3 separate regions of the Mus musculus genome follow, and all the other regions are linked to region 3. The links are chromatin loops, found by intact Hi-C in ENCODE. Cell type or tissue: left cerebral cortex. All regions are shown on one strand. Links, peaks and the distances in the headings refer to the core of each region. The heading gives the core; the rest is flanking DNA. Region 1 holds the start of Gm40797 (a long non-coding RNA gene). Region 2 has its middle 110 kb from the start of 1700025K04Rik. Region 3 holds the start of Gm24179 (a small nucleolar RNA gene).

What was found. A loop is a pair of places that touch in the nucleus more often than their neighbours do. Peaks named below come from ENCODE experiments on the same cell type or tissue, not always from the same donor. Only the 100,000 strongest peaks of a DNase experiment are listed, where the experiment ranks them.
Region 1: a loop joins it to region 3, with 8 times the contacts of the local background. A loop is called at or near these places in 2 of 42 quality-filtered maps.
Region 2: it touches region 3 in a loop (21-fold over the local background); 2 of 42 quality-filtered maps call a loop at or near these places.

What each region holds. Positions count from the first base shown.
Region 1 is chr10:126,659,082-126,669,250 of GRCm38, forward strand. Gm40797 (a long non-coding RNA gene) reads left to right here and starts at 4,854. Exons shown (of 3, transcript XR_001779706.1): 1 at 4,854-4,975. In left cerebral cortex, for the core only: a CTCF peak has its summit at 4,583 (motif pointing left); DNase peaks (open chromatin) are centred at 3,527, 3,852, 4,765 and 5,761; H3K27ac peaks cover 659 bases.
Region 2 is chr10:126,480,353-126,490,521 of GRCm38, forward strand. No RefSeq gene overlaps it. Among named protein-coding and RNA genes, the nearest start is that of 1700025K04Rik, 110 kb to the left of the region's middle. In left cerebral cortex, for the core only: no CTCF peak of the experiment used is centred there; DNase peaks (open chromatin) are centred at 3,349 and 5,011; H3K27ac peaks cover 2,368 bases.
Region 3 is chr10:126,839,561-126,849,729 of GRCm38, forward strand. Gm24179 (a small nucleolar RNA gene) reads right to left here and starts at 941; the gene lies at 814-941. In left cerebral cortex, for the core only: a CTCF peak has its summit at 5,329 (motif pointing left); DNase peaks (open chromatin) are centred at 5,071, 5,368, 5,992, 6,164 and 2 more places; H3K4me3 peaks cover 513 bases; H3K27ac peaks cover 3,351 bases.

The DNA of each region.
Region 1 (10,169 bases), core at 755-8,754, 180 kb before region 3:
TTATCACAATTGCTCTGTAGTACAGCTTTAGGTCAGGCATGGTACATTATCTTCTAATATATAACCAAGTTATAGCTTTCCCTACATGCAGGGACCGTTTCATTTTAGAAAATGCATAAATATAACTTGAAACAGTCATTAAAGGAGAAATACCTTGTAGCCAATCTTAATTGAGGAAATGTTTTAATCAATGGAACATTAAACTGATTAGGGGAAAAAAAAATTCTAGTGAATTTGTAACCAATGGCCACGTTACTGTTAACTTGATAAAGAAATCAAAAACATAAATGTTTTCCTAAGTATGAAACTTTAGTGGGTTTATATGACCCCTTAGGTCTCCTTCCACACTAACAGACATGGCTTCCTAGAAAGGAGGGGAGAGGGGTTGGGGATTTAGCTCAGTGGTAGAGCACTTGCCTAGCAAGCTCAAGGCCCTGGGTTCGGTCCTCAGCTCTGGAAAGAAAAAAAAGAGAGAAAGGAAGGAAGGAAGGAAGGAAGGAAGGAAGGAAGGAAGGAAGGAAGGAAGGAAGGAAGGAAGGAAGGAGGGGAGAGTAGATCTGGTGCATAGGAATGTTTAAAGGAAGGTTCCTGGACTCTGAGATGCATCATACATACAAGGATGGGTGGAGCAAAGAGACCCTTCTATGGCAAGACCAGGGATACAGCCAGGAATTAGGAAAGGATCCAAAATCACTCCAAAGCTGAACTCCTATGCTGCTTCTTCCCACTCCCGTTTCCCAGAAGCCAATTCCAGTGTGGCTAAGTCTCAATAGGTCCTGCCGCCCCTCCCATGAGTGACTCTGAGTGATGCTCAGGAAAGCCCAGCAGAGTCACACCTGGAAACCAGGACCATGACGGTGTGAGAGTGTGCGGTAATGACCAGCAGCTCCAGTCTGCAGCCCCTCCACCCTGAAGGGACCTGAGCTCATCTGAGCAAGGGCTCTGCTGTCAGAGCTTAATCCCTGGGGTCTCGGGAAGGACTCGTGGATGCCAGCTTGGTCTTGCTATGTTTTTCACTACCTCCCTATAATCTAGGAAGTCCCAGTGTGAAATGCAGACCTATAGGAAAAAAGGCGGAGGGTCTGGAATGGTATGTGGGTCTTAGACGGTGTAAGAAATTAATTCTTTCCTCGTGGAGCAGCTGGGCCCCAGTTGTTCCAAGGCTCTGAAGCATGCAGTGCAAAGCAGGAGTTAGGTAGGAAACAAGCCTCTTACACCGTGTTTACAATCTGTGTGTGTTTAATTGTGAATTCATGCACCAAAGCGTTCTTTGGATGATGGTACCTAAATCTCAGACAGATGGCCTGAGCCCGCTAAACGCTTTCCTTGGTTCATTTTTCTTTTCACAGTTATGGGCCTTCTAGGACTGGCTAAGAGACAGAACTATAAGCATTCACCATCCATGTTATTAAATACCGTATTTATTTTATGTCATTTCCACTATTATGCCAGTATATATTAGAAGAGGAGACATCCAGAACTTGGCACCATCATAGTGCTCCCAGACGTTTATTTCTATAGCTAAATGCTTTATATTTTATAAGATAAAGTTTTGGAAGAAAATGTCTGTTCCTGCAGGGGTGTTGGGCTGAGAAACATTTAATAGGATTATAAATGCTTCCACTGTGTTTCAGATATTTGAATTGTTTTGTAAAACCTTTTTTAAAAATGGTCTGGGGAGATGACTCGCTTGATAAAAATCCTAACTCTACAAACTTAAGGACCCGAGTGTAGATCTCTACACCCACATAAACAGCCTGGCACGGTGGCAACCCTCTGTAATACCAGTACATGGAAGCAGGAGACAGGGGGGTCTCTGTGGCTTGCTGTCCAGCTAATCTTCTCAAATCTGTGAGCTCCAGGTTCAGTGTAAGACCCTGTATCAAAAGGTAAGGTAGAGAGATTAAGAAAGACACCTACAGTTGACCTCTGGTCTTTATACACACACACACACAGAGAGACACATACACATGCACACACACTCACACACACTCTCTCACACACACACTCACACATGCAAATGTATAACTCCAAAACCAAAAGAAGTGTGAAAGTAATGTTTAACTATGTATCATAGCATGAGTGGGTTTCCTCTGGATAGAACCAGAGAGGAAGAGCATTCGTAACACATTGTCAGAAGACAGAGCTCCAAACAGACAGACACACAGCCAGCCCAGCATGCCCATGAGCAGTGTGCTCCGCAGTGTGGCTGAGAAGTGAGATGCATAGCAAGTGGTGTTGCTGGAGGAGACAGACGGGGAGGAGCCAGGTCACAGGGGGTGTGGCTGAGAAGTGAGGTCAATAGCAAAAAGTGATGCTGGGGGAGAGGGGGAGGAGCCAGGTCGCAGGGGGTGTGGCTGAGAAGTGAGATGCATAGCAAGTGGTGTTGCTGGAGGAGACAGAGGGGGAGGAGCCAGGTCACAGGGGGTGTGGCTGAGAAGTGAGGTGGATAGCAAGAAATGATGCTGGAGAGGGAGCCTCTTATGCCCACTTAGTCCAGGAACTCCCCCGGTATTGGATTTAAGTAAAAGAGTGGAACCATTTCCTAAAACTGGGAGACGCAGGTGTAGACTTCTGGAATATCCAGGCTCAAGCTTCAACAAAGCCCTCAAGGCTCAAGTGTTCTGCGGTCTTCTGCTGGGTTGCCTTCATTCCCAGACTCTACGTGGAACTTTCCAGAATTAACCCTAGAATCACAACTAAGAACCAGAATAGGATAAAGCTAGAAAGGCCCTTGTCACCCTAGGTATGAAATTTAAAGAAATTTAAAAAAAAAATCTGCAATAAGTAATTAAGGGTAATGTTTTTAAACAAAATTAGTGCAAATGAAGCTGTGATAGACAAAATTTTAAATTTCAAAATGAAGACAAGGCCTGCATCACCAGCTTTGCCTTCTGCTCCAGACTCAGGTTTGGCTCCAATTCTGAAAACAGAGTCTATAACCCCACAGCTGATACTGGAGGTGTGGATGACTCCAGGGGAGAAGAGACACAACTTAGGTGTTCACCACATAGTGATTGAACTTTATCGGCAGACAATGAGTAACTACGAAAAAACAAACAACAAACAAACAAACAATAAACTTAGGCAAGAGACAAAAAGAAAACAACAACAAAAAAAGAACAAAAAACAAGTGGGAAGAAGTGAGTAGGGACTGGGGGAGAAAATTCCAGGGGCAAAGGTCTGGTGCAACAAGACACAGAAACATGGGTATTAGAGAACACCAGCTGGGGAGGAGGGGGGAGAACTGAGACTGTGAGCACCAGCTGGGGAGGAAGGGGGGAGAACTGAGACTGTGAGCACCAGCTGGGGAGGGGGGGGAGAACTGAGACTATGAGCACCAGCTGGGGAGGAGGGGGGAGAACTGAGACTGTGAGCACCAGCTGGGGAGGAGGGGGGAGAACTGAGACTGTGAGCACCAGCTGGGGAGGAGGGGGAAGAACTGAGAGGGAGTTAGGGATGGAAATAGAACTGGAGGGTGGAGAATGAGGACTGACAAGTACTGGTGTCCAGCTCTGGCAGCTGGCTCAGTAGTAGCCAAGATTATGATAGCCAACATTCTGATGATTGTCCCACGAAAGGCTACAGGAGGGAGATGAGATTTGCGACATGTTTTTGTCAATATACACAGTGTGAATCTGTGGGTCTTCCAAGGGCATCCTAGGGTGGAGAACGTGGCTTGGGAAGGTATTAGCATTAGCATGTATACAGGGTAGCTACAGCCGTGGAGATCAGCGTGTTTGCCCAGGAAACACAGAGAAGGAAGAGAAGCAGATTGTCCTAGTTAGGGTTATTATTGCTCTTATGAAACACCATGACCAAAGCAACGTGGGTAGGAAGGGATATATTTGGCTTACATATCTGGAATCACAGTTCACTGAGGACTGAGGGGAGCCAATGTGGAATCTCAAACTGCCCAGGAACCTGGAGGCAGGAGCTGATGCGTGGACGGGTGCTGCTTACTGGCTTGTTCATCATAGCTTGCTTGGCCTGCTTTCTTCTAGAAAGACCGAACACCAGCCCAGGAATGGCCCCACCTACAATGGGCTGGGCCTTCCCATGTCAGTCACTAATTAAGAAAACGCCCTATACGCTTGCCTGCAACCTAATTTCATAGAGGAATTTTTTCAATTGAAGTTCAGGTTAATGTCTCAACTCACATTAGCTTCTGTCAAGTTGACATAAAACCAGCCATCACACAAACTCATGAAGAGATGACTTTTGTTTAAGCCTGTCTCCAGTAGACACTCTCCCCCACTCACTTGGAGACAATGGCTAGAATATTTCCCTGCTGAGACAGCTGAGAGAGTCCACGGAAGGGACAGGGAGACCACAGGTGCCACCTCCATCCCTGATTGGGCTTCCCAGATTGGGCTAAAATGAATTATAGAGGTTCTCTAATGTAGCTTTGGGTAACTCCTTGTATGGTTAAGTCAGAGCACTAAGGGAAACAGAAACAAGAAATATTTACTGCAGAGAAAGAGGGGTCTCCGGGCTGGAGAGACGGCTCAGAGTAAAAGGCTCACTCTGCTCCTGCAGAGGGGGAGGTGGTCCCAGCATCCAAGTGACGCGGGATCTGGCACCCTCTTGTGGCCTTCTGAGGCACTGCACTCACTGCACAAACGCACAGACATAGACACAGTTAAAAACAAGAATAAAATCTTAAAGAAAGAACTGTTTTTCTCCTTTTTTCCAAGCTGGAGGCACCGTGTGGGCATCAACCGTAGAGGGGGGAAAGACGCCTCCCCTGCTCCTTCCCAGGAGGGAAGCCGACTGCACGCACTCTCCACTTCCTGCAGTTGAACAGGAAACACACAAAACACCTGCAATCTGACTGAGGCTTCCATCGGGAAGTGCACGCTCCATTAACAGTTGCACGGCAAGTTTTTTTAAAAGCCCGGAAAGCTACGCATTAGAGAAGGATGGCTTTCATTTGCAGCTGGCACCAGAATCATTTTTAAGAGTGTGAGGTTTGGTAGGTTTTTTAAAAATCTCTTGTTATTGTAAAACTTTAGCCTGTTTTTAATTAAGACACCCACATCCGTTGAAAAATGTGGCCTATTTGCATAGAAATAACTAAGGCAAACCAGAAATCTTAATTTTTAACCCATTTTTAATCACCGTCCTAGACACCTTGGTAATTACTTCTGGTTGACACCAGAGAAATGCTTTCTGGCAGCACTTAAATATATTCGTATCAACTGAAGTCGTCCGCTGTGCAGGAAGGTGAGCGGCCCAGGATGATGCTGGAGTGGTCAAATCACAGTTTTCATCAGTGCCTAATAATTAGCAGAAATTCATTACCCAGTGTTTGTTTGAGCCTGAACAATATCAACTTGTAATTACTGGTAGCTTAGGGCAAGGTAAATATTTGATGTGATGCTGGTAAATCAGTTTTTGGTCATGCAAGGAGTTAGCTGATTGTGTGTTTCCTTAGCTTTTAATAAGATTATAAGCATTAACAGCAGAGGTGAGCTGAGCCCTCCCTATCTGCTGCCACAAATAGAGGGAAGGACACAGCCTCAGAACAATGAGCTAACGAACCCCTTGGGGACATGGCTGTCTGCTTGGGTTAAGAACAGGAAATTGGTTTTAGCAAATTGAACGCAGGAAAAAAAAAATAGTTGCTACGACTTCATCTCCAAGTCCTTTCACCAGCTCCCGGGATAAGCTGTGGCCTAGTTTGGGTTTAATTTTTTCTTTCTTTTTCTCAAAAGCTATCCTAGCGGTTTGATGGATATTTTTAAAATACTCTTTATGTAATAAATAGCATGCGCGTTCCATAGCACAGATGCCCAGAGCCAACTCAAGTATACGGGATGGGGACTAACGCTGCCACACATGTGCACATCTTATGGGATCCCGTTACAGCTCTTCAAGATGGAGCTGGTGAGCAAGAGTGGGAAAGCTCTGCGTCAGAGGTGATGGACCTGGTATGCGGCCATAGCTGTGAACATGCTGCGAGCAGGAGCCATCCAGCCCTACTTACTGTAGGACTCCTTCCAAGACCCCTGAATGTACTTGAATGTCAGGGCCCAGCAGTAAAGAGTTCAGAACCGGAGATAACTGTTCCAGGGGGGCCGGCTCACTGTACGACACTAAGGGGCACCGTGACAGTTACTGACCGTAATTCCCTAATCTTAACCAACTGGGCTAGGCCATAGCATACCCAGATTTCTGGTTAAATGTTTTCTTGTGTCTCTGTTTCTGGAAGAGGTTAGCATCAGAATGACAGACTGAATAAAGTAGACAGACCACCTCTTTTTTATTATTAATTAGGTATTTTCCTCATTTACATTTCCAATGCTATCCCAAAAGTCCCCCATACCCTCCCCCACCCACTCCCCTATCCACCCACTCCCACTTTTTGGCCCTGGCATTCCCCTGTACTGGGGCATATAAAGTTTGCAAGTTCAATGGGCCTCTCTTTCCAGTGATGGCCGACTAGGCCATCTTTTGATACATATGCAGCTAGAGTCAAGAGCTCCGGGGTACTGGTTAGTTCATAATGTTGTTCCACCTATAGGGTTGCAGATCCCTTTAGCTCCTTGGGTACTTTCTCTAGCTCTTCCATTGGGGGCCCTGTGATCCATCCAATAGCTGACTGTGAGCATCCACTTATGTGTTTGCTAGGCCCAGGCATAGCCTCACAAGAGACAGCTATATCTGGGTCCTTTCAGCAAAATCTTGCTAGTGTATGCAATGATGTCAGAGTGTGGAGACTGATTATGGGGTGGATCCCTGGATAGGGCAGTCTCTAGATGGTCCATCCTTTTGTCTCAGCTCCAAACTTTGTCTCTGTAAATCCTTCCATGGGTGTTTTGTTCCCAATTCTAAGAAGGGGCAAATATCCACACTTTGGTCTTTGTTCTTCTTGAGTTTCATGTGTTTTGCAAATTGTAACTTATATCTTGGGTATCCTAAGTTTCTGGGCTAATATCCACTTATCAGTGAGTACATATCATTTGATTTCCTTTGTGATTGAGTTACCTCACTCAGGATAATGCCCTCCAGGTACAAACATTTGCCTAGGAATTTCATAAATTCATTCTTTTTAATAGCTGAGTAGTACTCCATTGTGTAAATGTACCACATTTTTTTGTATCCATTCCTCTATTGAGGGGCATCTGGGTTCTTTCCAGCTTCTGGCTATTATAAATAAGGCTGCTATGAACATAGTGGAGCATGTGTCTTTCTTACTGGTTGGAACATCTTCTGGATATATGCCCAGGAGAGGTATTGTGGGATCTGCCAGTAGTACCATGTCCAATTTTCTGAGGAACCACCAGATTGATTTCCAGAGTGGTTGTACAAGCTTGCAATCCCACCAAAAATGGAGGAGTGTTCCTCTTTCTCCACATCCTCGCCAGCATCTGCTGTCACATGAATTTTTCAACTTAGCCATTCTGACTGGTGTGACATGGAATCTCAGGGTTGTTTTTATTTGCATTTCCCTGATGATTAAGGATGCTGAACATTTTTTCAGGTGTTCCGCAGCCATTCGGTATTCCTCAGGTGAGAATTCTTTGTTTAGCTCTGAGCCCCATTTTTAATGGGGTTATTTGATTTTCTGGAGTCCACCTTCTTGAGTCATATATATATATATATATATATATATATATATATGGGATATTAGTCCCCTATCTGATTTAGGATAGGTAAAGATCCTTTCTCAATCTGTTGGTGGCCTTTTTGTCTTATTGACGGTGTCTTTTGCCTTACACAAGCTTTGCAGTTTCATGAGGTCCCATTTGTCAATTCTCAATCTTACAGCACAAGCCATTGCTGTTCTATTTAGGAATTTTTCCCCTGTGCCAGTATCTTCGAGGCTTTTTCCCACTTTCTCCTCTATAAGTTTCAGTGTCTCTGGTTTTATGTGGAGCTCCTTGATCCACTTAGATTTGACCTTAGTACAAGGAGATAGGAATGGATCAATTCGCATTCTTCTACATGATAACTGCCAGTTATGCCAGCACCATTTGTTGAAAATGCTGCCTTTTTTCCACAGGATGGTTTTAGCTCCCTTGTCTAAGATCAACAGACCATAGGTCTGTGGGTTCATTTCTGGGTCTTCAATTCTATTCCATTGGTCTACTTGTCTGTCGCTATACCAGTACCATGCAGTTTTTATCACAATTGCTCTGTAGTAAAGCTTTAGGTCAGGCATGGTGATTGCACCAGAGGTTCTTTTATCCTTGAGAAGAGTTTTTGCTATCCTAGGTTTTTGGTTATTCCAGATGAATTTGCAGATTGCTCTTTCTAGTTCATTGAAGAATTGAGTTGAAATTTTGATGGGGATTGCATTGAATCTGTAGATTGCTTTTGGCAAGATAGCCATTTTTACAATGTTGATCCTGCCAATCCATGAGCATGGGAGATCTTTCCATCTTCTGAGATCTTCTTTAATTTCTTTCTTCAGAGACTTGAAGTTCTTATCATACAGATCTTTCACTTCCTTAGTTAGAGTCAAGCCAAGGTATTTTATATTATTTGTGACTATTGAGAAGGGTGTTGTTTCCCTAATTTCTTTCTCAGCCTGTTTATTCTTTGTGAAGAGAAAGGCCATTGACTTGTTTGAGTTAATTTTATATCCAGCTACTTCACTGAAGCCTTTTATCATGTTTAGGAGTTCTCTGGTGGAATTTTTAGGGTCACTTATATATACTATCATATCATCTGCAAAAAGTGATATTTTGAGTTCTTCCTTTCCAATTTGTATCTCCTTGATCTCCTTTTGTTGTCGAATTGCTCTGTCTAGGACTTCAAGTACAATGTTGAATAGGTAGGGAGAAAGTGGGCAGCCTTGTCTAGTCCCTGACTTTAGTGGGATTGCTTCCAGCTTCTCACCATTTACTTTAATGTTGGCTACTGGTTTTCTGTAGATTGCTTTTATCATGTTTAGGTATGGACCTTGAATTCCTGATCTTTCCAAGACTTTAATCATGAATGGGTGTTGGATTTTGTCAAATGCTTTCTCCGCATCTAAAGAGATGATCATGTGGTTTTTGTCTTTGAGTTTGTTTATATAATGGATTACATTGATGGATTTTCGTATATTAAACCATCCCTGCATCCCTGGAATGAAACCTCCTTGGTCAGGATGGATGATTATTTTAATGTGTTCTTGGATTCTTTTACCGAGAATGTTATTGAGTATTTTTGCATTGATATTCATAAGAGAAATTGGTCTGAAGTTCTCTATCTTTGTTGGATCTTTCTGTGGTTTAGGTATCAGAGTAATTGTGGCTTCATAGAATGAGTTGGGTAGAGTACCTTCTACCTCTATTTTGTGGAATAGTTTGTGCAGAACTAGAATTAGATCTTATTTGAAGGTCTGATAGAACTCTTCACTAAACCCATCTGGTCCTGGGCTTATGTTGGTTGGAAGACTATTAATGACTGCTTCTATTTCTTTAGGGGATATGGGACTGTTTAGATCATTAACTTGATTCTGATTTAACTTTGGTACCTGGTATCTGTCTAGAAACTTGTCCATTTAATCCAGGTTTTCCAGTTTTGTTGAGTATAGCCTTTTGTAGAAGGATCTGATCGTGTTTTGGATTTCTTCAGGATCTGTTGTTATGTCTCCCTTTTCATTTCTGATTTTGTTAATTAGGATGCTGTCCCTGTGCCCTCTAGTGAGTCTGGCTAAGGGTTTATCTATCTTGTTGATTTCCTCAAAGAACCAGCTCCTGGTTTGGTTGATTCTTTGAATAGTTCTTCTTGTTTCCACTTGGTTGATTTCGCCCCTGAGTTTGATTATTTCCTGCTGTCTACTCCTCTTGGGTGAATTTGCTTCCTTTTTTCTAGAGCTTTTAGGTGTGTTGTCAAGTTGCTAGTGTGTGCTCTCTCTAGTTTCTTTTTGGAGGCACTTTGGAGCTATGAGTTCCCCTCTTAGAAATGCTTTCATAGTGCCCCATAAGTTTGGGTATGTTGTGGCTTCATTTTCATTAAACTCTAAAAAGTCTTTAATTTCTTTCTTTATTCCTTCCTTGACCAAGGTATCATTGAGAAGTGTGTTGTTCATTTTCCATGTGAATGTTGGCTTTCCATTATTTATGTTGTTATTGAAGATCAGCCTTAGTCCATGGTGGTCTGATAGGATGCATGGGACAATTTCAATATTTTTGTATCTGTTGAGGCCTGTTTTGTGACCAATTATATGGTCA
Region 2 (10,169 bases), core at 1,473-9,472, 360 kb before region 3:
CACATGCCAGGGTCCTCTATTCTCCCTCAGGAACTTATTTCATTCCAGATTTACATGAATTTCTGCATCCAGCCCACCATCTCATACATCACTCCAATTAAGGCTGAGCCTGTTTTTTGGTGAAGCTTTCTCCATCATACTTCAGACCAGCTCCTTCCCTTGAGTTTCAATTCCACCCTGTTTGATTTCAGCTCCAATGTGCTCTGTCATTATCTTCCCCCCCTTCTTCCTCCTCCTCCCTTCCTTTTTCCTCCTGATATGTTTTGTAACTCAGTGGCATGATGTGGCAGGGAGAAATGTCTTAGTAGGTCCATGCTGAGCATACCCCCCCTCCAAGGTACCAGCCATATGACTGGTCTAGTATAAAATGAAGTTTATTTGGGGACATAAGAAGGGGGTTGAGAAGGGAGTGTGGGAAAGAAAGGGGACAGAGAGTGACAGAAAAAGAGAAGAGAAAGAAAGAAGGGAAGAGCTGGGCGTGGTGGCACATGCCTTTAATTTCAGCATTTGGGAGGCAGAGGCAGGAAGATTTCTGAGTTTGAGGACAGCCTGGTCTACAAAGTGAGTTCCAGAACAGCCAGGGCTATACAGAGAAACCCTGTCTTGAAAAACAAACAAAAGAAAGAAGAAAGAAGAAAGAAAGAAAGAAAGAAAGAAAGAAAGAAAGAAAGAAAGAAAGAAAGGAAGGAAGGAAGGAAGGAAGGAAGGAAGGAAGGAAGAAAAAGAAAGAGAGAGAAAGAGAGAGAAAGAGAGAGAGAGAGAGAGAGAGAGAGAGAGAGAGAAAGGAAGGGAGAAAGAAAGAAAGAAAGAAAGAAAGAAAGAAAGAAAGAAAGAAAGAAAGAAAGAAAGAAAGAAAGAAAGAAAGAAAGAAAGAAGCCAGCCAGGAACACGTGGAGGGAGGGAGGATAGAGAGGGAGGGAGACATAGAGACCAGAGAGAAAGAGAGAATGAGAGACCAAACAGCCTATATATAACAAGTCAGGCTCATAGCTGGCTGTTGCTAAATAACTGTTGGGAGGAGCCTAGAAGAAATGCTAACACTTCCTTTCCCCCTTTCTCTCTCATGCCTATATCTCATCTTTCAGCCCTACTCCTAAACAACTCTGGATTCCTCTACTTTTTGCCATGCTCCCTTTCGCTATTCTCTGTAATTCATCATCTGCTCACTATACAGTCCCAAGAAGATGCCAGCTGCAAGGGATGCACTCCATGCTAGCTGCAAGGGATGCACTCCATGTTGCATGCTTCAATAGATGCCCTAGCTACTGCACTCCTTTACTGCTACTTTTTTTTCTTTTTTTGTCCATTAAGGCTAATGATTAGAACATTAAAGCAAAAAGCTAACAATGATTCACAGAAAATATTCTGAGATTACACAGATGACTCCATGAAGTTCAAAAACAATGGAACATACTTCAGGAAAGGCTAGAAACAAAGAGATATTGGCAACCTGGAAGTGTTTTCTCCTTGCCTTCTCCCTGACTCCCTTAGTTTCTCTGTAGGTGGTTGGCTTTCTTCTGTTCATATAATATTACAATAGGTCAACACCATGTTTGTTGTCTTCAAAGTCCCTGGAAGAAATATCGTTCTTTCTGAGCTGTCCATCCTGTCTAAAGTCTGCCTGAGGAATGAATGTTATTTAGGCTTCTCCATAATCTATCTCTGTCCATACCAAGTAATCCATGTTCTACTTCAGAGATCAAATAGAGTAAATTTAATCTACTTTAAATATATCACTTCTGCAGACATGTCAATACAATTGTTATGTCTCACTAGAGCATTCTCTAAGCAACCCATCCACTGGTCCTAGCTCTCTCAAACTCTATCATACTAAATTAGTGATTATCAAATGGAGTCTCCCAAATTAACTGCATCAGCATCTCCTAGGAAAGCTTGCTAAAATGGAAATTCTTGAAACCAATTGAACCAAGTACTCTGGAACTTAGAACATGACATTCTGAGTTTTAGCAATCCTCTGATTTGAGCCTTTTGTATGCTGAAGTTTATTAACCACTAGACTTTCATCTGTCTTCCAAGTTTCCCAAAACATATCTCAGCCTCATCTCTGTGGGTTTTGTCACTTTCACCAGCTCTATAGTAGTTAGCTTGATGTTGCTGTGACAAAATTGTTGACATAATTTGCAAAGAGAATAGGTTTGTTTTGACCCATAGCTCTAGAAATTCCAGGCCAAGAGCAATTAGTTTCAGTGCTTTGGATCTCTAGTGGAAATGTGTGTCAGAAAGCAAAGAGAAAGAAGGCTGGGGCTTTGCAATCCTATTCAAAGGCATGCTCCCCAAGATCTGAGGACCTCCCATAATCCCCCACCTAGGAGAGATCCACAGCACCTCCTGACAGGACTGTTTCGAGCATCAAACTTATAGTACATGAATCATTGGATAGCAGTCATCCAAACCAGCCTGAACACCATAGCTAAAAGGACTCTTACACAACGGTGTCACTATTTTCTTTAAACACCTGATTTATTTATCCTATTCTTTCATTCAGTAGAACATCTGGTTCATAGCTGACTCCATAAATAAGCATTGCATAAATTAACAAATGAATAAATAAAAATTATATATTTACAAGTTGTAAATACAACATATCATTGATTCATATTAAGTGTATGGTCAACTAAAACACCCAAGACCCTTTTCTTCTATCTGATGTTGTTCATCCTTGCTTATGCCAGACTAGCTGGCCCAGGGGCCTCCTGGGATCCTGTTGTCTCTGCCTCTTATTTATCACTTAGCTATTTGGGAGTGCTGAGATTGCAGGCACACACCACTATCTGGTTTAAGTGTGTTTTGGAAATCCTAAGTCAGGTCTTTATGTGGCAAACACCTTATTCACTAAGCCATTTTCCCACTCCTCAAATCTAACCTTTTTTATATTTAGCCTAACATTCCTGACTTTCAAGTTTTTTAACCTTTTTAAATATCATGAGTCTCTCATTCAAAATAACAACTGTCTCTGCTGCCCATTATTTTTAAATTTTATCATGACTAGATTAATATATCCTTCGAGTCACTGTTTGCAAATCCATATAACATTTTCAAACATTCATTGGGTGAGTCACTGAGCCCATTAAAAATATAGAAAAGGTCCAGTTTACAAGATAAGAGGCGGTGAACTCAAAGTGACTGGAAACCAAATTCTTCCACATTACTTGGAGGCTCCCAGAATCTAGTTTGTCCAGAGACCAGATTTAGGCATATAGAGAAAGGTACTATTCTTAGAACCTCTGCCTGCTCCATGCTTCTGGGTTCTGGTCTTTCAAGGAGTTTGTGTACATTCTGTCTTCTGTTCTAAGATGACTATCTATTCTGCTTTCTCTAAAAAGAGATACATTTATTCATGGGCAGGGCTGTTCCTCTAAAGAATCATAATCTCACAGAGAATCTGCTAAAACACACAGTGATGGGGTTGTACCCATAGACATTCTAATTCAGTATCTCTTGTGTAAGAAGCAAAGACAGCAGTTCCTAATTCCTCTAGACGATGCTGGTACTTCTGGTCCAGGGACCAACATTGAGAGAATCTTGCCCCTCTCGATCTGTGCATATGCAGGCCGCTGATAGCCCAACATTGTGTCTAAAGTCCCAACCCATTTGCAATCCATTTGCACTCCACTTTCAAACAGAGAAGTATTACAGAATTTTAAACCAAACAAAATCTAACCAGAGAAGGCCTCTAGATCCAAACCCTGATTCCTTCTAGAGTAACTGCCTCCTGACTTATTATGTAAGCCAGTTGAAAGTCTAATTCCAGAGATTGTTTTCATAACAAATGGTTGTCTCACTTAATGACAGTTGAGCTTCTACCCATTACAGCTGGTCAGCCAACTGATTCTACAAGGCAAAGTGCTGAACTAAAACCATCTAAATGTCTCTGGACCTCACTTGTGCTTGCTCTTCAGAAATGCCACCTGACCACAAGTCATCCCAGAGCTCTAAGGTCTGCCCAATTCATTGAGTTTGGCTTTTAACAGAGAGTGCAGAAAGCTTTTATGACCATAATAGATACTTTCTGAAGCTAAGAAAAACAAAGAGCCATGCATCGGTGGCTTGCTTCAGGCCTCTGTGTCTCTCCTCTACAACTACCATTCATTCTGTCTATACAGTAGAATGTGCTATCTAGAATATAGGATTCACACAGCCATATAACACTTAGCAAGGTTCTTATAATTTTGTAATCATCACACCCGATATCATTTTTTGGGTGACTTTGTCCAGGTGTTGATGTTGTTTTGTTTTGTTTTGTTTTGTTTTTGTTTTGTTTTGTTTTGTTTTGTTTTGTTTTGTTTTGTTTTTTCCTAAAGAAGCTGAGCTTGGAAGCCAACACAGGTGTTGACCACAAGGCATGAAACAGCAGGAAGGACATCGGGGTTATGATCTGCAAGTGAAATGTTGATCCTTAGAAAGCTGTACTGCAAATATGGAAATTCTTGTGTACTCCATCACAGGACTACTCTTGAGGAAAGGGAATAGCAATGCTGACCCTGCATGCCAAGAAGGACACATCGTCCTCCGAGTTGGGAAACGATGGACCCAAAATGACTTTGTGTCAGATGCAAAGCCCATGTATGTCACATGTGGCCACCTTCATTTTCCTGCTAATACTGCAGCAGATGTAGCCTGCAGTCAAGAGATATGGGTGGACATCAGCGGCCTTGAAATATTTAACCATCATGCGTATTGGCTGAAAAGGATCATGGAAGAGGAACTAGTAAAGCATCAGCGTTCATGAGGGCAGAGTCAAGAGGGTGTACAGGCCAGGGTAGGTGGCTGGACGACTTTCTTCAGCACTGTGAAGGACCACAGACACTGACCATGGCCGGAGTCCAAAGAAACAAAGGAAAGCTCATCTAAGCAGTAACCCAGGAAACCCGGTAAAGGCGCCTGGCAGTTCCATCCAGAGAACAAGCCTACACTCCCACAAGCCTCTGTAACATGTGCTGCTTTAAGTCTCCAAGTTTAAAGTTAATTTGTTACACAACGAGAGAACATAGTGCCTTCCTCTGAAATCCTCCACCCACTTCACACCAAACACTCCCATGCTTTTACCACTGCCTCTGAGCCACTGGACATCACAGAACCATCCAGAACCTGACCGGCTTTTTGTCTGTGTATTTACTTTCTCTCGGCATCTAACTATCCATATTCAAATCAGGGGCAATGATCCACAGCCTCATTGAGATTCTTGCCAATACACATAACAACCTCCTATTCCACAGGAAACACATGATGAATCCATAAACTTAAATAAACCTAACACTTTCCTTCTCCATTCTTATCCAGTGGCCATTGAAAAAGTCATTCAAATATGCAAATTAGTGATATTAAAATTTCATGGTTATGGAAAACTTTTTTTACGTGAGCAAAGAGAATTGTTTTTGGAACAAAATCCCACAGGTTTTGATTTAACCAAATGAAGACACAGGAGCCAGACACTGTGGTGAAAGCCTGCAAGCCCAGAGAGGTAGTCCCAGAAGGAAAAAAAACAAAAACAAAAACAAAAAAAAAACAGTTCTCCTCTTCCATGATGTCTTCAAAACACTTTTAACTGAATATCCCTCCTTTCTACTTCCTGTATGTCTCTCTATTCATCCTCCTGATTTCCTTTCAACCTCTATGGTTCTCTCCTATATTCACTTCCTGTCAATTGGTTGCTTGCCCCACCTCTTAACCTATAGTTGACTTTATTGGGTCTTATTGGGTCTTATTTACAATAAACAGAAAGCTCTCAGAATAAAGGTGTGTGCTAGGACTGAGCCACACCACAACTAGACAGACACAAGTTTTTCCAGTATACAGTCTCACAGTGTGACCAAATATCCCGCAACAGTGCATTTGCAAAGATTATCTTTAAAGTAACAGAGAAAGTCCTGGAGTGTAAATTGAAGCAAGAATCATCTCCACTGGAGGACTGCGCATTTGATTTACCTTCAAATAAAGGTGCATGGGGTTATTTCACCTTTACTTTTAAGGCTCACAGATAATTATTCTGTTATTCCAAGTGTGCCCAGCTCAGGGAAAAAGGCAATAAGAACCCCAAGTTCCTCCAAGTTGTGTCCTAAGTTCCCTTGTTCTGCTTAAAAACAGCTCTAGCCTCTACCCTCTACGTTATTTGAAGAGGAAAATTATAAAACTTTGGTTTTCTGATTTGAGGTATTTTAGTGTTAGCAGCTCTTGGGGGAATAATGAAAACTTTTCATGTTTGGAAGCCCTTGAGGATATGAATGACACAGCTAAACATTTGGTCAAATGTGAATTACATCGCCTTTCCTACTGTCCATGCAATGCATTTCAAAATCCCTCTTGTCTGTTCCCCAACAGATGTGCCCAAACACACCACCTGGGGGGGGAGCAGATATACTATAAAAATAAATTAAATTTTAAAATACTAGGTTTAAGCAGAAAAAACCGGTGCATGGTCATAATCTCATCACTTAGGAGACCAAGGCAAAAGACTCAAGCAAGGCTGGTCTACATAGCAAGACTGTCTCAAATATGAAGGAAGAAAGAATTCCTGTTTTATAGTATTCATTTAATTGCTAAGTGAAAACAATTGCATCAAATGATAATTGTTCTCCATATAAGATGGCTGTCCTCTGAATATTATAATGCCTTTTTGGTTTTAAGGGCACATATTCCTTTTAAAATACATATTTTACTAATTCTTTGAGAATTAATTTGATTCATTTTGGTCGTACTTTCTCCTCACTCCTTCCTTAACTCTTTCCAGACCTCATCTCTGCAGACCCTCCCAACTTCATGCCCACTTTTGCTTTGTTGGGGTTTTTGTTGTTGTTAATTATCTATCTATCCAGTCTGATTTGTGCTGTCCATAACTCATTGGTATGAGGCCATTTCCTGGAGCATGGTCAGCCTACAAGGGACAACTCCTTAAGGAAACTCCCTCACACACAAACTACCAACTGCCAATGGCCCCTCAGTTAGGGGTAGGAGTGTTCCCATGAGGCACACCCCTTCCTTGATAGCATGCTGACTGGCTTAATCTTGTAGATGTTCATGGGTAGGTTGATAGCAAGTGTTCATGGGTGTACTGGTCCTGTCAGGTCCAGAAGTTTGTTCTAGTCTTCCCTGACTTCTGACATTTATCTTGCTGCCCCTTCTTCTGATATGGTTCCCCAGCCCTCCAGGGATATTTGTGACAGAGCACTCCATTGACACTTAATCCTCTATTTTGACTAGCTTTGAGTTTCCAGCTCCATTATCAGCTAGCATCCACGCCATTAATCTTTGGGCACTGAGACACAAATTTAAACAGCAGTTTGACACAGTGTTCATTTAGCAGACAGACATGGAGTTGGTGAACTTCCTAACTATAGGTTTGGGGCTAGATTTGTAATACAAACATGTGTTTGTTCCTGAGGTCTGATATCCAATCAGAAAAGAGTTAGTTACTGTCATAACATTCATGGAAACATTGCATGTGTGCATCATACTGTGCCAGTCATTATTGTACTTCACAGGGTTCAGTTCTGGGTACCACTGCCCCTACCCAGCATCTTACATAAGCACCTTCCAGCATTGTGAAAGCCACCAGGGAGGAGAGTCCTTTATTGGTACCAACTTAATTTCTCCATGCCCTGTGACCAAAGTGTGTAGTGTCATCAGCAGTAGAATGTAACCATCAAGTGCTGATAGACATCCAAGAATGATGCCAATTTTGGGGTAAGGTCTCCAAAATATCCGTGAACAGAAATTTAAGGGAAGATATTCCATACTTGGCACTGGGCTTTTATTTGGTCACATATGGCTACTAGAAAGAACAGTATCCCCTGTATAGGGTTACAGAAAAAAACTTAAGTTGTATGAATGAAGAGAAAATGGGAATAACTGGGAGAATAATGGATAGGAAAGTAAGGTACAAAAACAGATGAGGAGAAGGGCAATTAATACTAATGTTTGAAAAGGCCAGTATTAGTTAGGGTTGTACTGCTGTGAACAAACACCATGACCAGGGCAACTCTTATAAGGACAACATTTAATTGAGGCTACCTTACAGGTCCAGAAATTCAATCCATTATCATCAAGGTGGGAGCATGGCAGCATCCAGGCAGGTATGGTGCAGGAGGAGCTGAGTGTTCTACATCTTCATCTGAAGGCTGCTAGCAGAAGACAGAATTACAGACAGCTAGGGTGTACATCTTAAAGCCCACACCCACCGTGATACACCTATTCCAATAGGCCACAATACTCCAACAGGGCCACACCTTCTAATAGTGCCACTCCCTGGGCCTAGCATATACAAATCATCACAAGGCCATTTGGAATTCTACTGTTATAGATAGATAGATAGATAGATAGATAGATAGATAGATAGATAGATAGATAGATAGATAGATATGCTTATAAGTATATATGTAACTATACCTATTTGTAAGTATATATACTTATATATAATTTATTTATAAGTTTATATATTCATTGATATATATGCATATATGCAGTATATTCATGTATTCATAGAAAAAAGTATAGATTCTTTAAAATAAAGAATATTCTTTTGTTCTGTGTATGTAAGTACGGCATTGAATTTTCTTTCTAATTTCTTAGTTCCTTAAAATAAATTATTGCCTCTCCTATCTTTATTATTTCCTCCTGTTCCTTTGTCTCTTTTTCTAATGGTCTCATACAGATAGCCCTAGGATATCAAAATCTAAATCTAAAAGGTAATTTCCATTCTCTTTTTCCATAAGAATTATGTTTAGTCGATAATGGACCACAAAATAATGTTTTTAAACATTTAAGTAATGTTTAAAAATGAATACTGTCTTCACTTATTCATTACTCCTTCTAGAGCTAGCTTTATGCAAGCTATGAATCCACTTGGGCTATGTTCCTGCAAGAAACGAAGAAGTAGAATTATTCAAGTGTCTTTTATTCTCACTGTGCTTGCGGGAGGAGCGGCATTTCTCATTGTGCCCTCGCACTTTCTCTGGTTCCCTCTGTGGCTGTTGCCTGGTCCTCTTGGCTCATATTCATGACTGACATTGGTCAAAAGTTCCTGTAAGCAACCGTTCTTGGCTGCGCAAAATGAATCTCCCATGTAACCCCAGGATACTCAGACCCTCCTAGCACCATCCTGGTGACACACAACACACGTCTCTGTTCTCTTGGCCTTCACCCTCATCACCTGGAATACACCTGGCATTCCCTGATGCCTAGCTATGTCTGGCATGTTGGTGGCACTGAATAAATATGGAGTGAGAGAGAGGGAGCAACTACGCTGTTGGGAGAATTGACTAGACGCATACTTAATTTTCCTAAGGTTATGAAGAGTTATAGAAAGCTTGATAGTTTATAAAGGGTTCAGTGGGATAAACTAATTTGGAAAATTTTTCAAACGAAAGGATAATAGAGTCTTTAATGGATGCCATGGGCTTTGTGAAAATTAGTGGGGAGCAGGATCCATTGGAACCAGAACACTAAATGGTGGTGCACTGGTTAGATGCCAAGTAGTCAAATACACTAAAAATATATCTGATCAAAACCAAAACCAAGCAAGCTTTATCCTGAACCCAAAGCTCCGTCTGAGAGCATGTAGTCCATATGTTCGCTCCACATCTCTGCTCCAACTCCTTTTATTTATTTGCCTGATCTCTCCGTCAAGAAAAACCTACCAATCATGGACCAAAAGTACAGTCCTAACTATGCAACAAAGTCTCCTTGAATGTCATTCCCCTGTGTAACATTGACGATGAATGTGGCGACAACAGTGATGATCATTTCTGATTATTGAACAGATATCATGTGCCAAGAGCTGTTTTATGCTCACTAAGCATATCCAGTAATCCTGCCAACTCATAAGTACAGGCATTGTGATATCCATTTCACAAAGAGGAAATCAGGCCCAGAATCCTCCACAATATAAAATATGACAAGTATTCAAACCCTGCACCTCTCCTCCAAATGACCTCCTTCCTGAACACGTCCCCTGCCCCACCGACACCTACCCTGTCTCCACCACAGCACCTTGTAATGACTCTGAACTAGACTGATCCACCCTTCTTCTTTCATTCAAATATTCCATGTGCCTCAGAAAATCACCAAGCACTGTATAAATTATCCACTCTGTGATCAATGGACAAGTACTAAATGGAAATCTTCTAACAGTCATCTTCTTTTTAAAATCCTCC
Region 3 (10,169 bases), core at 1,531-9,530:
TGGACCTAGAGGAAAATCTGCTACTATTAGTCTGCTAAAGGAACGGGGCAGTAAAATGGCCACTGATGCCATAGTCATATACCCATAGATCAGTATGTCACTGAGCCCTCATCAGAAAAGCTGCTTTCGTGCAGTAGATGGGAATGACACAGAAACGCACAATTGGACAATGTGCAGGGAACGAGAGACTTTGAAGCACTCAGTCCTAAATGGGGTGTCTTCATCAAAGCACTCCTTTTGAGGCTGCTGCAGGGCCATGGGCCCAGGTATGGCTCCCCAGTGGCAGCATGGGCCAGGATCCCACCATGGTCCCAGGTGGCATAACTTGCTACTAACAAACATCGGGGTGTTCCTCACTACTCTCAGTTCTGCCCATCTTCACAGTGCCCATACCCTTCTGTTTCTCTTCCATTTCTCCATCACTGACTTGCTCCTCTGAGTGATCTGGAGCCTCTGAGTGTCTAGAGTGATCCCAGGAGTGGTGTCAGGAGTACTATGGTGCCGGGCATAGGTCATCTCAGGCATGGTCTGCCCCACCACCACCACCAGACCTGTGGCACTCTACTGGTGGTCATCTCAGGCTAGCACCATGTCTGGATTCTGTGGCAATAGTCTGATCATCATCTTGGGCTAGCTTCTCACCCAGACTGCCGGAATGGTCCTGTGAAAGGGTCATTTGTCTCCAACTCGCTCCCACCCAAGGCCACAGTCCCAGGTTGGGTTCTTCTAGTCTCCAACTTGCTCCCCATCCTGGGAGCTCATCCAAGCCTGCCTGGCTCTAAAGTGGTAGACATCTCAGGTTCATTTTTTCCCCCAGGGAATGTTAGTCATTAAAATGTTCATAGGTCAGAATACTCAGCATAGAAATAGCCTCTCTCCTCTCTGCCACCTACTGGCACACATGTGATACAGCAGCTACACATGCACCAGCTAAGGGTAGGGATGGGATGATTTTTTGAAGGCTGTAAATGACAGAAGGAGCCTCAAGGAAATCTTTAGAGATAGTTCAAGAGTCATACCACTGCCCCAGAAAGGAACTCCCCAGGGGCTATATTCTTTCCTCATGGGTCAAAATGGTCCCAACTCTAAGATTTAATCCCTAGATTAACTCATTTAACTTAAAATACTCACACCTCAGATCCATGCTGTTAACAAGGTCTGAGTGGTATACATAGATCAAAGAAAATTTATATTTCACTATATCAACAATATCAAATGTGGGGTTCATCTCATGGAGTGGGCCTTAAATGTAAACAAAACCTGGCTGGTAACCTGTGCATGAGGGATGTTACTTTTACGTTGATCATTCAGGAATAGTGAAGGTATCTACGGCTAAAGTTTGAGAAGGACGAGCCAAAAGGAAAAGAGAAAAAGAACAGAATCAGGGATGGTTTGAATCCTGGTTCTCCACTTCCCTGTGGCTTACAACTTTAATTTCTACACTGCTTGGGCCATTAATTATAATCTTGTTGCCTTTAACTTTTGGACCTTGTATCTTAAACAGATTGGTTGCCATCACACAGGATCGCTTTTAGCAAGCTCAGCAGTTATCCATTGATATGAAGAAATACATTGAGTGCATATCCATATGTCCTTTGTGGCTTTGGTGTGAATGGGAAAGAGTGTGCTATAGAAGGCTTGTGGTCAGGTAAGAGTGTTCTTGAGCTCCAGTCGACCTAAGACAGAGACATATATCAATGCTATGTTTGTTCTCCCTAACAGGTAAGAAGGAGCAATGTAGACACCAACCTAAGACAGGCATGGTGACCTGGCCACTCTTTAACCTAGATGGGATTATGGAAAACAAGTAAATCTTGTGCCCCCATGCAGCTCATCTTTAAAAAACAAAAAAGAGAGAATTGTGCCCTTCCCCCAGCCTTGAGCAGATTAAATAGACCTCAAGTGCTCACCACAGTTGGTCTTCCACTGACCTAGGTGAGGTCTTCTGCCTTGCTGCACCTGCAATTTCCTACAGGAGTAGACTGCCCCCTGAACTTGCTTTGCTACACAATCCAGCTGAGACAAAGGATGGGTCTGTGGGCTCTCCCTATATAAACGCAGTGCTAAATATTAAACTTTGAGACTTTGTCTTGGCTTCATCCTTCTCTTGCACCCCATTCCTTTTTCATTTCCAGCACCCCTTTCAGGTACCCAGTTCATCCACGGCCGCTGGAAAGCTACAGTTACCCACCTAATATTCATGCCACTATGGTGCACGTGAGCACATCGGGCTGACAAACCATCATCGTAGCTCACATAGTTATATAAGCAGATGATATTGTACAGTGCCTTCTAATACTATGGACACTAGATAGTAGGAATGAAGCTTCTAGTTGAGTGTCAGCCCAATTTCTCCATGTTCTAGGTCATAAATATGACATCTTCAGCAATAGGGTCCTACCATCAAGTTACAGATGGTAGCTAAGATCACTGGCAATAGCCTACAGTGTTTGGGGGTGGTCTATGAGGCCCTGGGGATTTTATTTGGTAGCATATGATATCTAATTAGGGCTTCTTTCTCCTTGGTTACATGAGGATGCCATATTGTTGAGGTTTGATCTGTCGCTATGTATTGTAATGCTAAATTCTATATCCCAAGGTCTAGCTGCCTCAAGATGAGTGAATTCTCACTTATGCCAGCTTTTGTTGTGCAAACCTGGCTCCTTAAGATGTTGACAGACTGTAGCTAGGCAAAAGAGAGGTAGGCAGGGCTTTGGTTCCTGGGCTTGGGGTCTGAGGAGAGACCACAAAGAGAGGGATAAAAAGAAGGAAGGCATCATGGGGAGGTTGGTTGTGAGTATATAGCCACGAGGGCCAGCCTGTTGGAGTAGGAGCAGCCTAAGCAGAACATGCAAGTGATATCTTGGGGATATTGACAGGGAAGTAGACAAAATAACATAGAGGGTTGATATCTGCCCTACTCTGGTGCTTTAAGGCTTATTATAAATATAAAGATTTTGTATCTTTTATGTGGTAACTAAATGATCTAAGGTGGGGTAGAAACACTCAATATTTACTGCAACACCATTTAGATTCCATATATATACACATATGTGGAATATATACATATATATATATATATATATATATATATATATATATATATGAAGACATGTATGTGGAATATATATAAATATATATGTGAAGACATATATGTGGAACATGTGTGTGTGTGTGTGTATATGGAGATATATGTGTAAAATATATATGTATATACATGAAGACATATATGTAAAATATATATGTATATATTTGAAGACATATGTGGAATATATATATATGAAGACATATGTGGACTATATATGAATCTTATACATTAGTAGCTTTTCACATAGCTTTTCAAAAGATAACCAACTACAATTACTCTGCTGCATAAACATCGCAGTAAAATGACTCCTAATGGTACCGTGTTGCATCCATAGATCAATGTCACACTCAGCCTCATCAGATGATGAGTAATTACAGAAGATAGTAATTAACACAAAGAGCCACACAGAAGAGTCAGAGACTTCGGAGCACTCATCCCTAGGTGGGCTGTCTGTATAGAACCCCTCCCTCCCCACCAGGCCCAGGGATCTGCTGGAAGAGGAAACAGAAAGATTGTAAGAGCCAGAGGTGCTGCACAGTTTTCAGAGCATTTTGCAAATACAACAGGGCTGGAACGTATATGAACACAGAGACTGTGGCAGCAGTCATAAGACCAGCACAAGCTCAAACCAAACAACAGTGGCAGCCTGGAGAAAAGGACGTGAACGCCAAGTCCCACTCCCAGCCAAGAAGCTAGGAGTAATTGATACTTTCTGGGGAAGGGAAAATCAGCTTTCTTCAGAGAGTCACACTCCAGGGTGAGCCCCAGCTCAGGAGTAGATGGTCAACACAAATCAGACTCCATGTATTTTGATAGATTTTTTTTCCTTGTGTTTGGCTTTTGTTGTTTTGGTTTTTTGTTGTTTTGTTGTTTTGGTTTTTAAGAGAAAAAGAGAACGTGAAGCTGAGGAAGTTGGGAGAGATCTAGGAGGAGTTGGTAGTTAGGAAAGAATATGACTATATATATAATATATATAGTCATATTCTTATATATTATATATGTGTATATATTATATTGTGTGTATATGTGTGTATATATTATATATGTGTGTATATGAATATTATATATATGTGTATGTATGTATATATATATATATATATATATGTATATATATATATATGGCTGGAGAGATGGTTAAGGGCACTGACTGCTCTTCCAGAGGTCCTGAGTTCAATTCCCAGCAACCATATAGTTCAATTCACAACCATCTATAATGGAATCCAATGCCCTCTTCTGGTGTGCCTAAAGAAAATCTACGGTGGTGGCGCACACCTTTAATCCCAGCAGAGTCAGGTGGATTTCTGAGTTTGAGGCCAGCCTGGTCTACAAAGTGAGTTCCAGGAAAGCCAGGGCTATGCAGAGAAACCCTGTCTCGAAAAACAAAAAAAGAAAAGAAAAAGAAAAAAGAAAAGAAAAGAAAAGAAATCAAACAGTTTAAATAAATAAATCTTTTAATACCCATTAATATTATATTAATATAGCACTATATTAACATATGTTATATTAAATGTCTATTAACATATATTATATCATTAATATAATACTAATTCTATTATATTAATATAATAAGTAATATATATTAATATATTTCAAATGAAATTCTCAGAGTATAATAAAAATTAAAGAAAAGAGAAAAGGTGGAGAACTAGCTGGGCACTGGTTGGAATCAGATGACCTGAATTCAAGATGACTTCTGTGTAACTTTTGTTTCAGGTTGCTTTGCTTGTGGCCCTGTGTATCAGACCTAGGGCTTCACGCATAATATGTGAGTTTTCTATCATTGACCCACATCGTAGCCACAAGCTTTTCTACTCGGCCTCTTCATACCCAGAAAAAATGATCCTGAGACTTATTTATGAATAAACACCTCTGCCATAAGCATTGGCGCATTCCCAACTAGCTCATAACTTACATAACCCGTTTATTCTATTCTATGTCTGCCACCACACGGCTGGTCACCTCGCCTCAGTTTCATGCATCCAACTTCCTCAAAGTTCAGGACGAATGCTCTTCTCTTGACTCTTTCCCAGAATTCCTTCTCTCTCTGCCAGAAGTCCCACCTTCTATTTCCTGCCTGAGCTAATAGGCCATCAGCAGGAGATGCTGCCACATAATGCATAAGCCATTCTCTCTACACCACATTTGGTATGGTTTCTTTTAACTTCTATTATTTTTAATTATGTGTCTGTGAGGAGGCTTTGGCCAGTCCGGAAGCTCGCGGTACACGAAGTTTTGCGCCCCCTAGAGGAGGGTGCTGAGAACTCCGCTCCGTGCTCGCATTTGTTCTTTTCTAACCCGCATTTGTTCTTTTTAAAGACTCACTTGGCCCACTTCACAGTTCGGATTAGGCAGGATTTCAGAGTCAACGTCTCCTCCTCCTACTGCTCCTCCTCCTCATTTTTAAATATGGTTTTTCATTTTCTCCCGGGGAGGAATGTTCAGGAACAATATGTACGCATCTGACCCAAAGGGGGGGGGGGGGGGGAGGGAGTAACTTGGATGTATACATTTCACTAAAAAAAAAAAAAAAAAAAAAATTAGCCAATGCTTAGTGCACTAAAAGATACCTCCGGTGACAAAAGGGCGCAATTCCGCATATTTAACCTAAGAGTCTGCAAATGGTTCTAAAGACTTCCAAATCTCCTCCCTAGGATAGTTTATTTCTCTCTGGTAGCATGGAGGCCACCAGAACAGGGGAGGAGGGGAGATAATTGGGCAGTGGCATAACTCCTTTCTCAGCTGGCAACCTTTTAAAGCCTATTAAATCTAACCGGCAGTTGGCCTCTCCGTACCTCCTCCGGCTGATGTCTGCTGCAGACTCCCCAGCCTGTTTTGACCGGCTCTTAGAAAGAAAAGCAAAAAACTGTCGGTGGCCTGCATCAGGCAGGGAAACACCCCCACAAAACTGCAAGAGCAGAAATGGATAGACTGTTAATAGCACGGACATATCCCAGGGTCTGTGCTTCTGCCTAATGGGACTTCTTGTCTTCAGATTAGTCCACAATGGGGAAGTTGTTCATCCTAAGAGAGATTCAAATAAGAGAGTTCTTCTGTTTGAACAGCAGGCAAGTAAATAGAATGCAATCTGCAGCCTGCACACAGCTCCAGGCTGAGAGAGGCAGAGCTCAGGCACTGAGCAAGCCAGCTACCAATTCCCTACTTCTCGAGGGTTAGCAACAGGCTCTTTGCAGAACCGTTTTGGAGGAAACAAATCACCGTAGCAACACTGAAATGAAAATTTGGTATTTAAAACACGGAGTCTCAACTCTAGCTGCACATTAGGAGCACTTGTGGAGATTTTTAAGAAGAGATGACTGGGTCCCACCCTCAGGGACTTTGTTGTGTTCTGGGGTTTTTTGTTGTTGTTTTGTTTTTTTTTTTTAGCTCCAACAGGGAATCTGATGCTACAGAGACCGGAAAAGGCTGGTGTGGGACATGGAGAAAGTTCATAAACAGAGACTTGAAAGCAGGACTCCACAGAACAAACTTCACAGGTAAAGGGCTGCTGACCCATAAAGAAGGCTCTGTGATAGCTTCATACTGAGGAATATGGTTTCCATATCAAGACCCTGGGCTATAAACAGTTTGTGATATATTTTTATGTAATTGTTAATTGTTTAATATAGCATTCCAGTTGAGCCAAAGTCAGCATAGCTCAGAATACAAGCTATCATCGACCATGCTCTTCGCCGCAAAGAGACACCGTGCTCCTGGAAACTCATAGAGGGAACTATTTAGCCGAGACTAGCCTACAGTTTCAGAGGTTTAGCCCACTGTTTTCGAGACAGGAAGCCTGGCAGCATGCAGGCGGACACAGTGCTAGAGAGGTAGCTGAGAGTTCTACATCAGGAACAGCAAGCAGCAGGAATGTGATGCCCCCTTCTTCCCCAGGGCTGTTGCCCACCAGCCAGCAAGCACGAAGGAAGCAGAAGTGGGGTGGGGGTGGGGTAGGGCTCGAACAGCTGGGACTGACTTCCAGGATCAACTTCAATGAGACAGTTCCACTTTATTGGGGATGAACAAGGTTTATATAGATCTTGAGGAGTGGGTAGGTAGGGTGGGAATACTTCTTTTGCATGAAGAAGAATTCCAAGAACCTGCCAGGCATGTTCAGGTTCAATGGAAGTGGGGAAGGGGGAGTGTTTAACCTATAATCTGGCCATAGACTATGTGACTGTGCTCAGAGGTTTTGGGGGGGGGGGGGTTACAGGTGGGAAGTGCTGTACCTCGTTATCATTCACAGTAAGGGCTGAGCAGGACCTCGGAGCTGAATGGAGTAGCATTTACAGGAAGCTCTGTGCAGGGTCATCCTCCAGATAAGGTAGGGCACCTGTGCCTAGAGACAGTCTCTAGATAAGATCAGACAGAGAGGAGGAAACCCCGCTGAGAACGGGAGTCCTCCATTTTGCACCAGGCTGGGAGAGCTTATCTGGTCACGATAGACTTTGACCTTAATAGCAGGGTCTTCCAACACAGGAAGAGAGAGAGATTGGTCCTGGCTTGAGCATTTGAAACCTCAAAGTCTACTCCCCAAGCCCTGACCCCATGACACCCCTCTCCAACAAGACCACATGTACTCCAACTCACACGTCCTAATTCTTCAAATAGTTCACTCCCTGTGAGCCTGTGGGGGCCGTTCTCATTCAAATTACCACACAGTCCTTGCATCAGAAGCAACTGCATTGCCCAGGAGCTTGTCAGAGATGCTGGGCCTCCAGCCCAGGCTTGAGTGCTATAGTGGCTATTCCTGGTTGTCAACTTGACTATATCTGGAATAAACTACAATCCAAAATTGGAAGGCTCACCTGTGATCCTAATCTGGAGGCTGGGAGATACAAGTTTCTGACCTGGATCTTGGCATGGAGATCTTGAGGCATAGTGGCTATGAATCCCAGAAGATTAAGACAGGGAGATCTCTGAGTTCAAGGTCATCTGGGACAAAGCAAGTCCCAGATCCGGGCATGGTGGCACACACCTTTAATCTGGGACGCGCCTTCTGCTGGAGACCTACATGAGGACACTGCAAGAAGGAAGATTTACTCTCTCTCTCTCTTTTTCGCCTGCTTGAGTTGTGGGACTGAGCAACTGCTAGATCCTTGGACTCCCATTCACAGCTGCTGCTGACCATTGTTGAGAGTTGGACTACAGACTGTAAGTCATCAACAAATTCCCTTACCATATAGAGACTACCCATAAGTTGTGTGACTCTTGAGAAACCTAAAACAAATGCTCTCCACAAACTGGTGGCAAGATCCTATTGCTGAGGTCAACATCTACACAACTCGTGAAACATTGACAAGTCAAGCCAGTGCCTGCCTATACATAGCCTCACGCCTACTGACTAGGAGTGTCCCTGGTATGGAACAGGACTCTGCACACTATCAGAGAAAGGTAAACACTAATCTAGGTACAAACCCTTTGATCCTCAATGGTGACCTGCCTGCATGACACATTGGTGACACTAAATTTGTGGAAGTGACGAACCACTCTCTGATTGGATTGAAGGTCCCCTTCATGAGATGGAACCCATGCCTGACACTGCTCAGGTGATCAAGAACCTGACACTGCCTAGGCCATGAGCCTAGGGGAAAACTAAATACTATTGTTCTGCTAAAGTCCTCTCACTGTCCATCATAAGGTCCAGAGAGTTTCCAGGTATGATATCCAGAGATTTCAGAAGCAGGGAGGTGTTTTAATAATAATAATAAACAACCAAAAACATATCCTGTCTTCGCCATATCAATCGCACCCAGGTCACGGCCTGAGGATGTTCTCAAGAGGAAAAATCCTGCTAATTAGAAGGAGTGATCAGACACAACCCTCACTACTCCCAGTGCAGTAATAGAATACCTACCAGTGATTCTCAGCCTCACCTGCTGTGGTTTGATTGTGTCCCTGGGAAGTGGCACTATTAGGAGCTGTGGCCTTGTTGGGAGGAGGACATGCATCACTACTGAAGTCCTATGCTCAAGCTCAACCAAGTGCCCCCGCCCCATAGCTTCCTTGCAGAAGAAAATCTCCACCTGTCTGCCTTCGGATGAAGATGTAGAACTCTCATCTCCTCCAGCACCATGCCTGTCTGGATCTTGCCATGCTTCTGCTTTGATGATAATGGACTGAACATCTGAAACTGTAAGCCAGCCCCAATGAAATGTTGTCCTTTATAGGAGTTGCCTTGGTCATGGTGTCCATTCACAGCAATGAAACCCTAACTAAGGCACCTTCAGACCAGAATCACCTTGATCAATGGGTCCCACCCCTCATGAGTGTCTGGTTTGGTTGATCTGGGGATGATGCCATAGAATAACCAACCACATTCAGCTAATTGTCGGCATGTGGACAGTCTTGCCTTATTTATTCCCCTCATGGTACCCCTCCTCTCCAATAGGAGATTTGAACTCAAGTTCCTTCCACAATCTACTTCCATCCATACACTCTTCTGAGTGTATCTCTAAACCAGAGGTTGGCAGGATCGGCCCCAGGATTTTTTTGTTGTTGTTTGTTTGAGGAAATAATATAACTTTAAGGGTCCAAGAATCACTGAAAGAAGTCACGCTCAAATCGTATCCAAAAGCAAAGAGTGTTTGTCCTTCAGAAACAGCCAGCATGTGAGAGCTGGGGGGAGAGGGGGATCAGCCATTCCTACAAAATGGCGACCGGAGATGAGCTCATAGGCTCCTTTTAATCGCAGCTAGGGGGATTTAGGGAATGGTTAGGTCATTTTTAGTATGATTGGCTAGGTAAGCAGCAGTTACATTAGTACATGTCTAATTGGTTACTATACTAGTTTTTTCAATTTATGTTCAGGCCTTAGAGAAATTCTAGGACCTGTTTCAGTCCTTGAGCTAGCTATCTCTCCAATAGATTTCAGGGCCATTGCTGATTCATGGCTGATTCATTGTCTGTGGTTTTTCCAAGGAGCCTTACCTGCCTCTTTGGGAAATTGAATGGCCTAGTTATAAAACAGAGCGAGTTTCAGTCAGACTGCTCAATAACCACCTTTTGTAAGACAAGGTCTGTCATGCCTGGAACTCATCAGTGCAGCGAGTCTTAATTTCTGCCCCAGTTGCTCTGTCAGGGG